3 separate regions of the Mus musculus genome follow, and regions 2 and 3 are each linked to region 1. Evidence: chromatin contacts called from ENCODE Hi-C or POLR2A ChIA-PET data. All regions are on one chromosome and are shown on one strand. Each heading gives the region's core, a stretch centred on a gene start or an enhancer-like site at or near the end of the contact. The rest is flanking DNA. Distances are from core to core; before and after follow the strand shown.

Region 1 (4,080 bases), core at 745-3,244:
AAGAACTTCTGCAGGCGGCTTGCTGTCTGGGGACAGCTGGAGAGGAGCACAAGTCCGGAGGCCTCCCTGGAAGAAGGGGACAAATCACATAAAGCCTCTTGGTCTTGAAAACGAGCTCTAGATGGCTGCTCTTGCAGAGGACCAGCATTGAGCACCCGCATGGTGGCTCACAACTATCTGCGATTCCAATTCGAGATCAGATGCCGCCTTCTGGCCTCTGAGGGCACCAGATACACACTGTGGTGCATAGACATACATGCAGGCTAAACACACTATACACAATAAGGATAACCCCCATCCCCAACTAAAGGCTGGACAGAAACACCAGGACTAGAATCCAGACCTGAGAAACAAGTCATAAGGCCTTTTCTCTCTCCCTCAAGAGAGAGAGCCGAATGCGCTAAGAGTTAACACCAATGTCCAGGGCCTACCATGTATCAGGCATTTGAATAAGACTTTTACTTACAGTGGGTGTAACATACACCCCACACTATCACTTACTTCCCAGGTGCTCGCACAACCTGGAGCTCCTGGTGTTCGAGCCCCAGGGCCTGGCTCAGCTGCGGCAGCACAGATAGCAGCGTCAGCTCTCCTGGTCTCCCTGGGAGGGAAGAGGACAAGCTGCCAGCGTGCCATCCAACCATCTCTACCCCAGCCTTGCCCTCCTCCCTGCCCATGCCCATACCTGTCACAGGCAGACCCTGTGGCTTGTTCAGTGTCACCAGAGGTCCTGAAACAGTTCATGGATGTCAGCAAAAGCAGGGAAGCATGTCTGCATGCAGCCTCGGGGGTGGGGTTGGGGGTGGGGGTTATACAATCCAACCCCACTTTAAATAGCACTTCCTAATCCCTGTACCTCGGAGCCTTCATACCTGCAGTTCCAGGCTTCCATTCCCATTGGCTCCAACATACCTCAGTATAATGTGTGCCCCTCCTACAGTCCTTGACTGTTGCGGGTGGAGGGGGGCTCAAACACCAAGTCAGCCTCAAATTCACTACACAGCTAAGTCTGGTCCTGAACTCCTGATTCTCCTTGCCTCTACCTCCCAAGTTCTGGAATTACAAGTGTGGTTACCACGCCAGCAGCGATTGCTCAGTAATTCTCACATTAGGACGCTGGATCTCGCAAGGCAGGGGCCATATTTATCCCAGAACTGTGAAGCCCCTCACTGCTACATGAACATACAGTCGTGAAGCAACATGTGGGTGCTGACTGCTGGTCCTCTCTGCAAGAGCAGCCATCTAGCCCTCTTATGAAACCAAGAGGCATGCCGCTTACAGAGGCCAGCTATAACTAACCCCAAAGCTTTTTCTGATAGTTAACTTCTGTTACAGCTGCTCTCAGAACACAGGGAGGAGTGAGGTATACACCTCTCCTCGTGATGGTGAGGCTAGGAAGAATGTGACTGCTGGCCTGGCTCCTGCAGCAACAGGGGAGGCACAGGAGCAGCAGGCTCCCCTCACCTTTCTGATCCACCACAGCTGCCCTCAGGACATGAGCCAGCTCCTCCAGGCCGAGGTTCTCCGTCCTCAGCAGCCCCGGGAAGGGCTGGTCCTCGACTAGGTCCTTGTGCTTGCTGGAGCGGTGAGGTTGAGACGGACGCCTGAGAAACATGGTAGAAGCCTGTACCTCCCTCCCTTGCTCACCCTGCCTAGTCCAGCCTCTTCTTAGAACTCCCGGGCTCAGCAGACAGGAGTCCACCTACCCCCCAAGACTTTACCAAAGAGGCACCAAGGCTCAAAGGTCCAATGACCTAGTGCCGGGTCTCACAACATAGTCCGGCTTAGAACCAAGTACTGATCTGAATTTCATGCCTGCCCTCTCCTTGATCTAGTCTCTCCCCATACACGGAAGTGGAGTGTTATAATCACCGGGCCTCGGTGCCGAAGCCGGCATCCCTCTGCCGTGCGCAAGACCCCAGCTCCGGCCGCCAGATCATAGAGACATAACGCAAAACTCTCAGGGCTCCCATTGCCGGGGACCAAGCACAGTACGCATGCGTGTCCACGGACAGCTCAACCCCACCTCCCGTACATCCTCCGTGCGTAGATTGGTCAGGCAGGCTGTCAATCAAGGCAGAGGGCGCTCAGACGAGCGAGAATCCGGGCTTTGCCTCCCCTGTAGAAGAAAAAGTGCCATTTAGGGTTCTGGCTTTTGGGAAAACTGAGGCACGAGGCGGGTTATTTACTCAAAGTAGAGGACGTGTCTTAGAATAAAAAGGGTCGAGAAGACTGTCGTTTCAATTTTGGGGAACCTTAATCTGAAACCCTCCCTTGTAAAACCGAGGGAGAAGAAAGGTGAAGACCGGTATGCAGCCTTTCGGTCAGTACACCTGTCTGAAATTGTAACAGCCTGTGACATAAAAGGTCCCAAAGCTGTGGCTCAGGTGGTAGAGAGGCTACACAAGGTCCTGGGTTCAATTCCCAGCACCGTGTATGTAGGTCACAAAGAACAAGATCACAGATACTGGGTTGGAGACCAGCCTGGGAGATGCGCAAGGCCCCTCTATGAAAAGAAAATCAAGGTAGGCTGGGTGTGGTGGCGCATGCCTGGAACAGAGGCAAGTAGTTAGCTGAGTTTGAGACAAGCCTGGTCTACACAAAGAAAACCAGTCTAAAAAGAAAAAGAAAGAAAAAGAAACGAAAGCTGTGAGTTCCACCCTGGCCAGTATGTCTCAAAAACAAAATACACGGGCGTAAAATGAAACAAAATGGAGACTGGTTAAGATTGCCTGTTGTTGCCGGGCATGGTGGTGCACGCCTTTAATCCCAGCACTCAGGATGCAGAGGCAGGCGGATTTCTGAGTTCGAGGCCAGCCTGGGCTACAAAATGAGTTCCAGGACAGTCAGAGCTATACAGAGAAACCCTGTCTCAAAAAAACAAAACAAAACAGAACAAACAACAGGATTGCCTGTTGTTTTCAGCACCCACAGCCTTGGACTCAAAACCTCCTTTAACACCTGTCCAAACACACAGACATATGTACATAATTAGCAATAAAATAGACCAGACCTTTAATTCCAGTATCGGTCTACATAACCCTGTCTCAAAAAAAAATACAAAAGATAGTAACAATTTTATGCGCATAATAAAAACAGTGAAATAGAAATAATGACTGAAAATAAAAAGAAAGTCTCTTTTTGTTTGTTTGTTTTGTTTTTCGAGACAGGGTTTCTCTGTATATCCCTGGCTGTTCTGGAACTCACTTTGTAGACCAGATTAGACTGGCTTCGAACTCAGAAATCCGCCTGCCTCTGCCTCCCAAGTGCTGGGATTAAAGGCATGTGCCACCAGGCCTGGCGAAAGTGTCTCTTTTTAAAAAGCAGTGGGGTATAGTGGCACACACCTTTAATCCCACCACCGAGGCAAGAGCAAGAGGATCTGTCACCAAGCTCCCAGGCCTGAGAGCCTTCCTGAAAGGACTCCAGTACTAGCCTGTGGATTCTGGTGGGGGAATCAGAGGGGTGCGATGCTCCTTCCCTCCCTTCATTTAGAGGGGGAGGCTGCCTCCTGCACAGCTCTCACCCCAGGTGTGACCTCCCAAGTTCAGCTGGGAGAAAGTTAACCTCCAAATTCATATCAATGGTATTTGGAGACCAGCGTGATTAGTGTTAGACAAGAATGTGAAGGGGGTGTTCCCCATGATGGCTTAGCTTTCTAGGGAGGAGAGGAGAGAAAAGAAACCCTCTCCCTCAATGTGGGTCTGCTCCCTCCATGTTAGGGTGCACCAGAAAGGGCCCTACATATGCTAGGTACATGCTGGCTTCATGTTCTTGGACTCTGCAGCCTCTAGAACAGTGACCCAGACAAACTCTGCGTGTGTGTATTTTCTTTTTATTTACATGTAAGTGTCTGTCTGTCTGTAAGTATATGCCACATGTATACAAGTGCCCCAAAAGGCCGAAAAAGGACATTGGATCCTCCAGAACTGGTGCTATGGGCAGTCGTGAGCTTCCCACGGGCACTGAGAATGGAACTCAGCAGCAAGTGTCCTCAAACCAAGTCATGTCCCCCACCCAACAAAGATAAGCATGTTATCAACTTTCCGAGATGGTGGTTTGCTATCCTTCCTTCATCGC
Region 2 (4,080 bases), core at 1,029-3,528, 92 kb before region 1:
GTACTAAAAAAAGAAAAAGAAAAAAAAAAAAGAAAAGAATGGAGCTTGTCTCTACTTCCTTTCCTTTTCCCATAGAACTCCCCCTACCTTTCAAACTGGTTTGTATTTATTTCAAAGGAAGAAAATATATTGATTCTTAGAAAATAAAGTCTATTTAGAATTCTTTCTTCTTGCCTTCTACTAGGACAGAGGGATTCCGAGGGAGAGCTTTGTGCCTCATACTTGGGATGTACTTTGTGCCCAAAGGGTTGCTGATGACTGTGCACGGCAGTCATAAGACATATAAGCAAGCTAGATAGAGTAGTAGCACGGTCCTGTAATCCCAGGACGTGAGGTGCTGAGGCAGGAGAATTGCCATGAGTTCAAAGGGGAGGCAGAATAACATAACAAGAACCCGTCTTTGAAAAGTTTGAATAGCAAAGCTAAGTAAGAGCTCACATGTCCTATGTACTCTCAGGCACTGCCCTAAGTACCTAGAAATACATAAATTGTGTCTAATCCCTGCAATAACTATGGATGGCTAATAATACGCAGCTATCTCCACAGTGACAGGACCATACTAAGTACCTTTAGATATACTGTTGTGCAATCTTTACAGTAATTATGGGGTGTGTTAATTACAGGTTGTTTACCTCAGATGCTAAGGTTTAGAAAAATTAACTCGCCAAAGTTCCTACAACTAAGAAGTTGGAGAGCTAGGACTTAAACCCAGGTCTCTTTGTCTGGAAAGGTGTCTTTTCAGCTAGCACCTAAGACCAGATGAGTCCATTACTGCCATCTTATGGGATTCAGTTGCTTCAAGTCCTTTGTTAGGACTGTAGCTGAAGGGCTTCAGACACTTCAGTTGAAAACAAAGTAGGTGTGTACCAGCCTGTTAATGCACATGCAACCTTGGCGTTTTTCCTAACTTAAAGTCTTGTTGGAGAGAATGCCTTCTCAGTGCCAGGCACCTGTAAGGTGACATGCCTTTAGATGAGGTAATCACAGTAAAACATGGATGCTGAGAGCCTTACAGCTACTGCTTAATGAAACTGAGACAAAAGACCCAGTTTGTTTGATGTTGGTTAATAGTGTTCTAGCAGGTGTGCTGTGCCTTTCTGTAGACACACACACACACACACTAATCAGCATCCAGCCCTGCCCTTGAGTCTGTAGTCCAATAATTTAGGCACAACCCGAAAATTTCTCTGCTTGATGGAAAATGCCCTAGTGTGTCAAACTAGTGTCCGAAGTTCATGTTTCTTTCTTTCTTTTTTTCTTTTCTTTTTTTGTTTGTTTTTGGAGACAGGGTTTCTCTGTGTTGCCCTGGCTGTCCTAGAACTCACTCTGTAGACCAGGCTGGCCTCAAACTCAGAAATCTGCCTGCCTCTGCCTCCCAAAGTGCTGGGATTAAAGTCATGCGCCATAACTGCCCGGCTGAAGTTCATATTTCTTAGCCTAAGCATTCTTTTTTTGTCTTAAAAAATTATAAATGATATAGTCCTTTTTGGAACAAGGTGGCTGGTGCTGGTTGTGTTGGTCCCTTAGGCTGCCTAGAGCCACACACTGGCATTTGGACGGAGTGAACTCCAAAGAAAGCCCATCTCTCCACGCTCGGACTGGAGCGGGTAGCTGTGCCGCAGGCTGTAGCCAGGGCGAGCAAACCTGAGACTGGCCTCTGAAGCCTGGGAAGCCCGAGATGGCGCATTCGGGGCCTCCTGACAAGACGTGGAGGGGACAGCGCTGAAAAATCACTGCCTCAGAAGAGGCTCGGTGGAGAAAGGCTTGAGCAGGGGAGGATGAGATTCTTTCGGTTTATTTCTTGAGACAGAGTCTCGCCATGAAGCCCAGCCTAGTTAAGCTTCAAACGTGCCTCCCGCCTCTGCCTACCGAGTTCTGGGACGACCGGTGTGTACCACTACGCCCCGCAATGATGTGGCTCCAGTGCGGGCCAGCACGAGAAGTTGCAGGCAGGCCCTGAGATTGCACCGAAAGCCCTGAAATGGCAGAGCCGGGTCTCTGGCAGCCAATCGCCAAGCAGCGAGGCCAGCAGGCCAACCGCTCCCACCTCACAGGCCCGCCCACTCCGGCACTCCCGAGTTCTCATTGGTGCTTCGTACTTTCTTCTCGGATTGGCTACCTCTAGGGTCAAATAAGCGGGAGCAAGGATCTACTTCCGGTGGGAGTAAACTGGGACCCGGAAGAACCATACTGGCGCGCCTTTCCAAACCTCGAGGGCTGCGCAGGAGGAGGAGGCGCGCGCCGGGAGGTCCTGGGGGCGGGGCCACGTCCGGAGGAAGAGGCGGGGCGTGCTGCACGGGAGAGCGGAGTGGGGCGTTTAGGGGTTTGGTGGTGTGCGAGAGGCTTTCCTACGAGGAGAGGGAAATTCATTCAACAGGGACTCAAATTAAAATTACACCGGACCCATAAGCTAGGACCCACGGTGCTACACTCCCGGTGTGTGTGGTCACTTGTGTGCGAGGCTTTAGGACTTGGGAAAGTCGAGTTCTGATTGGACAGTGCCGTAATGGGCTGGGGCTGCTAGCCGAATGTTATTCCGTTCCTGGCTGCCTAGCAGCATGAGACATCGCACCCTAAGCTCCAGCCCGGCCCTCTGGGCCTCTATCCCGTGTCCACGCTCTGAGCTGCGTCTGGACTTGGTTTTAGCTTCTGGACAGTCCTTCCGGTGAGTGACTGCACTTGGGAGGACTGTTCCCTAGGATGTTGACTTCTCAGTGCTGCCCACTCGGGATACAGAGAATGTTGGGAGCAATAGATGAGAGTACATTTTGGAGTCTAAGCACCGGTGGTTTGCCTTTTAACCTTCTTTAGGAAGTAGAGGTGATGACTGTGCAGGATTATGAGGACCATGCAATAAAAATCAGTGGGGGAAGCTGAGGGATGCACTCAGTAATAAGAGTGCTTGCTTTTCACGCACTTGGCTCTTGGTTCAATCCCCAGTACCGCTTCTTTTTTATTTTTAAGATGAAAACTACACCGGGGGTGGTGGCACACGCCTTTAATCCCAGCACTCGGGAGGCAGAGGCAGGTGGATTTCTGAGTTTGAGGCCAGCCTGGTCTACAAAGTGAGTTCCAGGACAGCCAGGGCTATACAGAGAAACCCTGTCTCGAAAAAACAAACAAACAAAAAGATGAAAACTAGCGGGGGGGGGGGGGGGGGCGGCTGGAGAGATGGCTCAGTGGTTAAGAGCACTGACTGCTCTTTTGGAGGTCCTGAGTTTAATTCCAAGCAACCATATGGTGGCTCACAACCATCCATAATGAGATCTGATGCCCTGTTCTGGTGTGTCTGAAGACAGGGACAGTGTCCTTACATATAAATAAATAAATAAATAAATAAATCTTAAAAAAGAAAGAAAGAAAGAAAACTAGCCGGGCAGTGGTGGCACATGCCTTTAATCCCAGCACTTGGCAGGCAGAGGCAGGCAGATTTCTGAGTTTGAGGCCAGCCTGGTCTACAGAGTGAGTTCCAGGTCAGCCAGGGCTACACAGAGAAACCCTGTCTCGGGGAAAAAGAAAGAAAAGAAAGAAAGAAAAAGAAAGAAGACATACCACTTTTATTTATAACTAATTAGTCAGTTTACAGGTGGGACATTTGTAAAACAGAAAGGACCTTAACGAGTTCAAGATGGGTAACGATGCTAGGGTTGTCTGTTGGGGTGCCCAGGTGGAAGGAGCAGAGCCCTGCTCACTGGAGTGGCGTGCTGGCAGATCAAGTATGGACACTGACTCAGACGGAGGACCAGCTCTATTGCACTGTGTACCGAGGAGACGACAGCCAGGTCAGCAGGCCCACCCTAGAGGAGCTGGAAACCCTACACAAGTACTTTCAGCTAGATGTCAGCCTGGCACAGCTGTATAGCCACTGGGCTTCTGTAGACTCCCACTTCCAAAGAGTGGCCCAGAAATTCCAAGGTGAGTACAAGGGGGCAGGAATGGTGGCTTACAAGTTACATCTCTGTGACTCTGCCTTCCGTAACATGCAGATACAGGGCCACCAGGATGGTTCATCAAATAAAAGCACTTGTCATGCAGTTTAATGCCCCAATACATACTGGAAGGAGAGGACCAACTCCCAAA
Region 3 (4,080 bases), core at 595-3,094, 64 kb after region 1:
CCCTCAAGGGTGGGGTTGGAGGAGGGACAGGGATAAAAACACACTTTTAGGGATCCCAGAATCACTAAAAAGACATAGCCTGCCCACAGCAACAGAAATCTAAAAGGACAGGGCCAGTATGAGCTGTTGACTGTTTGCGATCTTACAGTAATAGTTATGGGTTCAGTGCAGTGAATGAGCGCAGCCAGGACCTGGTTTAGGTGGATGAAGGGTTCAGGGGAAAGGTCCTAGACACACCGGGAAGCCTCTGCTAGTTGAGAGGAGTCAAGCTGCAGTTTTAAGACTGTGAAGTACATTTTTGAGAGTTTCCAAAGCTGTCAGTGTGGTTAGAGGGTCTTGGGAAGAAGATGGGAGGCCCAATAGGGTGTAGGATTTTATGTCCCCAGCAACACCAGCTCCCTCAAGGGCTAGAATAAACCTATTTTAAACAGATCTTGGTGGTTCCCCATAGAGTGAATGGACTGTAAGCGGAAAGATAGGGGCTATTGCAATCATGCAAGACAGCAAAATTAAGGGCCTGTAACCCTAGGCTTCAGGGGCAATATCAGCTGCAATCTGAATGCACTTGATGCTGTTGTCCATATTTACAGGCATGGAAACGGAGGCAGGTCACAGAGACACATGGAGCTTTTTCAGTGCGTGGGCTCTGACAAATGCGACTTTGGGGCAGATCACTTCATGTATATAGACTCATTTTTTTTCTCCTCCGATAAGGTGGAGTAAAAGATAAAGGTTTCTTACTAGCCCATTATTTTCCCCTGTCTATTCCAGACATCCACAGGCGCTGGGTCCTAGTATGGCTGGCCTGCCTACTCTTGGCTGCGGCGCTTTTCTTCTTCCTCCTTCTAAAAAAGGACCGCAGGAAAGGTGAGTGCTTTCCTGTCCTGGTTTCCCAAGGACAGTCTCAAACAGTGGCGCTGGGGCTCAATTGGGTGGAGGGAAGGCAGGTCCGGGCTCACCCTCACAGGCTCCACTATCCCTGTAGCGGCCCGTGGCTCCCGCACGGCCTTGCTCCTCCACTCCGCCGACGGAGCGGGCTACGAGCGTCTGGTGGGAGCACTGGCGTCCGCGTTGAGCCAGATGCCACTGCGCGTGGCCGTGGACCTGTGGAGCCGCCGCGAGCTGAGCGCGCACGGAGCCCTAGCCTGGTTCCACCACCAGCGACGCCGTATCCTGCAGGAGGGTGGCGTGGTAATCCTTCTCTTCTCGCCCGCGGCCGTGGCGCAGTGTCAGCAGTGGCTGCAGCTCCAGACAGTGGAGCCCGGGCCGCATGACGCCCTCGCCGCCTGGCTCAGCTGCGTGCTACCCGATTTCCTGCAAGGCCGGGCGACCGGCCGCTACGTCGGGGTCTACTTCGACGGGCTGCTGCACCCAGACTCTGTGCCCTCCCCGTTCCGCGTCGCCCCGCTCTTCTCCCTGCCCTCGCAGCTGCCGGCTTTCCTGGATGCACTGCAGGGAGGCTGCTCCACTTCCGCGGGGCGACCCGCGGACCGGGTGGAACGAGTGACCCAGGCGCTGCGGTCCGCCCTGGACAGCTGTACTTCTAGCTCGGAAGCCCCAGGCTGCTGCGAGGAATGGGACCTGGGACCCTGCACTACACTAGAATAAAAGCCGATACAGTATTCCTAACCAAGTAGCACTCGTGTATCTGTTCCGAGGACCCGCTAACAGAGCCTTTAACCCCGCTGCCCTTTAAAGCCCGGACAGGTGCAGCCCGGAGCCGCTTCTGGTTGGCTAGTGTAGGGTGACGCCATGGCACATGGCTTTCCATAATTGGCTGGGAGAAGGCCCCGCCCTCCGGACTGCGGCGTTGAAGAAGGGTGTACTTTTTACGGAGGCGGTGGCTTTGAGGCGACTCGGCCCACAGCGCCCGGGGCGGAGGCGGGGACTTTTTTTTTTTTTTTTTCCCTCCTCCTCTAAGGTCTAGCAGGGTTTGGATCCTCCCAGTCCTGTTTCAGGCTGTGCCTCCATCTCCCAAAGAGGCTCTGAACTTGACCCCTTCTCTTCATATCCGGATCCGGGCTCCTCCTCCAGGACCGCCCATCCGCCTTTCTCTCGGAATATTTTGGGATCCAACCCTCTCTCTAATTTTGGCCCCTAATAACTCACTGAGACCCTAAAACAATGGGCTGACGCTTATTCTTTTGCCCGCGATCCCGGCCACCTCCCCCTACGGTAACGGAGAAATAATTTCTCTGCTGGAATCGTAGATTAGGCTCTTTCACCCCTTCCAGCGCCTCTGCTTCCACTACCCCAGTTTATCCTCGTTTTGTAATTACGTAGGTCTGGGGCTCTGAGCCCCAAGGCGCCTCGCTTTCCTCCCTTACAGCCTGGCTTCTCCAGTGAACCCTCCCCCTGCCCTCTATCTGCACGTCCCCAGCCTGGGAAAAGATGGCTCCACTGCCCCCAAGGGGCCTGGTCCCATCTCTGCTCTGGTGCTTGAGCCTGTTTCTGAGCCTCCCAGGACCTGTCTGGCTCCAACCCTCTCCTCCTCCCCATCCTTCTCCCCGAGCTGAGCCCCATCCGTGTCATACCTGCCGGGCACTGGTGGACAACTTCAACAAGGTGGGTGCACTAATAGCCACGAGGGAGGGGCCCATTATTGGAGAGCAGGGAGCTCTCTCTGCAAATCTGCATGGTGTCTAGTCCCAGTGTGGGTTGCTGGCTTTAACTGTATGGCATTTGGGTAAGGTGTGTCACAGTGCCTCAGTTTTCTGGTCAATAACATAAAATAATGAAATGTTAGAATGTTAGGCCGGGAGTGCCGGCACATTCCTTTAGTCCCAGCACTGGGGAGGCAGAGGCAGGTGGATCTCTGAGTTCCAGGGCATCCTGGTCTACAGACCAAGTTCCAGGACAGCCAGGACTATGCAGAGAAACCTTGTTTCAGAAACAACAACAAAACAAAAAACAAACTAATAAAAAATCCAAATGAATGTGTCTAGCTCTGTACTTAGATATTCCTAATTTCTTCCATATGCAGGGCCTGGAGAGAACCATCCGGGACAACTTCGGGGGTGGAAACACGGCCTGGGAGGAAGAGAAGTTGTCCAAATACAAAGACAGGTAAGAAGGTGGGGGCAGGGTATCTACCCCAACTCTGGGTTTCTGTTGATGATGTTGGATAGATTCTCTGCGGAAGCATTTCGCTCCCCAGATCCTGAACATTTACAGTACAGCAGATAAGGAAACCAAGCCCCATCTTCGAGAAACTTGCTTTTTTAGTAGAGTAGACACAAACAGTACACACAACCTGTCAGGTGAAGAACAAGAATGTGGGTAGACCACAGGTGGGTGGGATGTGTTCAGGATGGTCCGTTTGAACAGTAGGGGGGCCGACCTTCTGTTTCTCCCAAAGGTGGCTGGAGCAGAGTGAGCAGAAGGTTCTAGAGAGGAGTTTAGATGTCCTGAATGGGAGGCCAGAAAGGACACTGGATTTCCTGGAACTGGAGTTAGAGGAATTGGGAGCCACTATGTCTGTGGTGGGAACTGAATAATTGCTGAGCCATCTCTCCAGGTCTTAAGTGAAGAGATCACTCACACTCACAAAGTACAAGAAGCCAGGGGAGCATGGAGGGAGTGGGGAGAGCAGCTAGGGAGTGGGGAGAGGGGCTTCTTTAGTCTAGGTATAAAGGCAGCATGGACTAGCAAGACATTCAGTGGTGCATACAGAGCTAGTTGAAATCTGAGCATCCTTTGGAGATCATCAGTTGACATGATAGATTCCTTATGGAGCACGAGAGAGAGTACTATTGACTGGGTGAGGTGTGCAGGTGTTTTCTTTTTTTTTTTTTTCTTATTTTGGTTTTTCGAGACAGGGTTTCTCTGTGTAGCCCTGGCTGTCCTGGAACTCACTATGTAGACCAGGCTGGCCTCGAACTCAGAAATCCGCCTGCCTCTGCCTCCCAAGTGCTGGGATTACAGGCGTGTGCCCCCACTGCTCAGCTGCAGGTGTTTTCTAACTGCAGAGAGGCCATGAGCAGGGGTGGGGTCAGGCCAGGTCTCTGAACATGGTGGGGTGAGATGTGCCCTGGACACCCAGATAGCTTCCATCTTATTCCAAAGCTCGAGGGACAGGTA

The links. A loop is a pair of places that touch in the nucleus more often than their neighbours do. ChIA-PET counts read pairs that join two places held with the same protein, here RNA polymerase II (POLR2A).
Region 2: a loop to region 1 is called in a map of heart, with 2.1 times the contacts of the local background. The contact joins the promoter of Ogg1 here to the promoter of Rpusd3 in region 1. A Hi-C loop is called at or near these places in 1 of 37 maps with a recorded cell type or tissue (heart). POLR2A ChIA-PET finds 5 or more read pairs at or near these places in 1 of 5 experiments (Patski).
Region 3: POLR2A ChIA-PET joins it to region 1 with 12 read pairs in Patski. The contact joins the promoter of Creld1 here to the promoter of Rpusd3 in region 1. A Hi-C loop is called at or near these places in 1 of 37 maps with a recorded cell type or tissue (T-helper 17 cell). POLR2A ChIA-PET finds 5 or more read pairs at or near these places in 1 of 5 experiments (Patski).

Annotation. Positions count from the first base shown.
Region 1 is chr6:113,417,346-113,421,425 of GRCm38, forward strand. Rpusd3 (RNA pseudouridylate synthase domain containing 3) reads right to left here and starts at 1,995. Exons shown (of 9, transcript NM_001033204.1): 1 at 1,873-1,995; 2 at 1,465-1,604; 3 at 686-730; 4 at 502-601; 5 at 1-66. The coding sequence starts at 1,973.
Region 2 is chr6:113,324,698-113,328,777 of GRCm38, forward strand. It overlaps Ogg1 (8-oxoguanine DNA-glycosylase 1), which reads left to right and starts at 2,279. Exons shown (of 7, transcript NM_010957.4): 1 at 2,279-2,665; 2 at 3,668-3,915. The coding sequence starts at 2,529. It overlaps Brpf1 (bromodomain and PHD finger containing, 1), which reads left to right. Exons shown (of 13, transcript NM_030178.2): 13 at 1-165.
Region 3 is chr6:113,481,512-113,485,591 of GRCm38, forward strand. Creld1 (cysteine-rich with EGF-like domains 1) reads left to right here and starts at 1,845. Exons shown (of 10, transcript NM_133930.2): 1 at 1,845-2,565; 2 at 2,984-3,066. The coding sequence starts at 2,392. It overlaps Il17rc (interleukin 17 receptor C), which reads left to right. Exons shown (of 18, transcript NM_178942.1): 17 at 772-867; 18 at 986-1,652. The coding sequence ends at 1,608.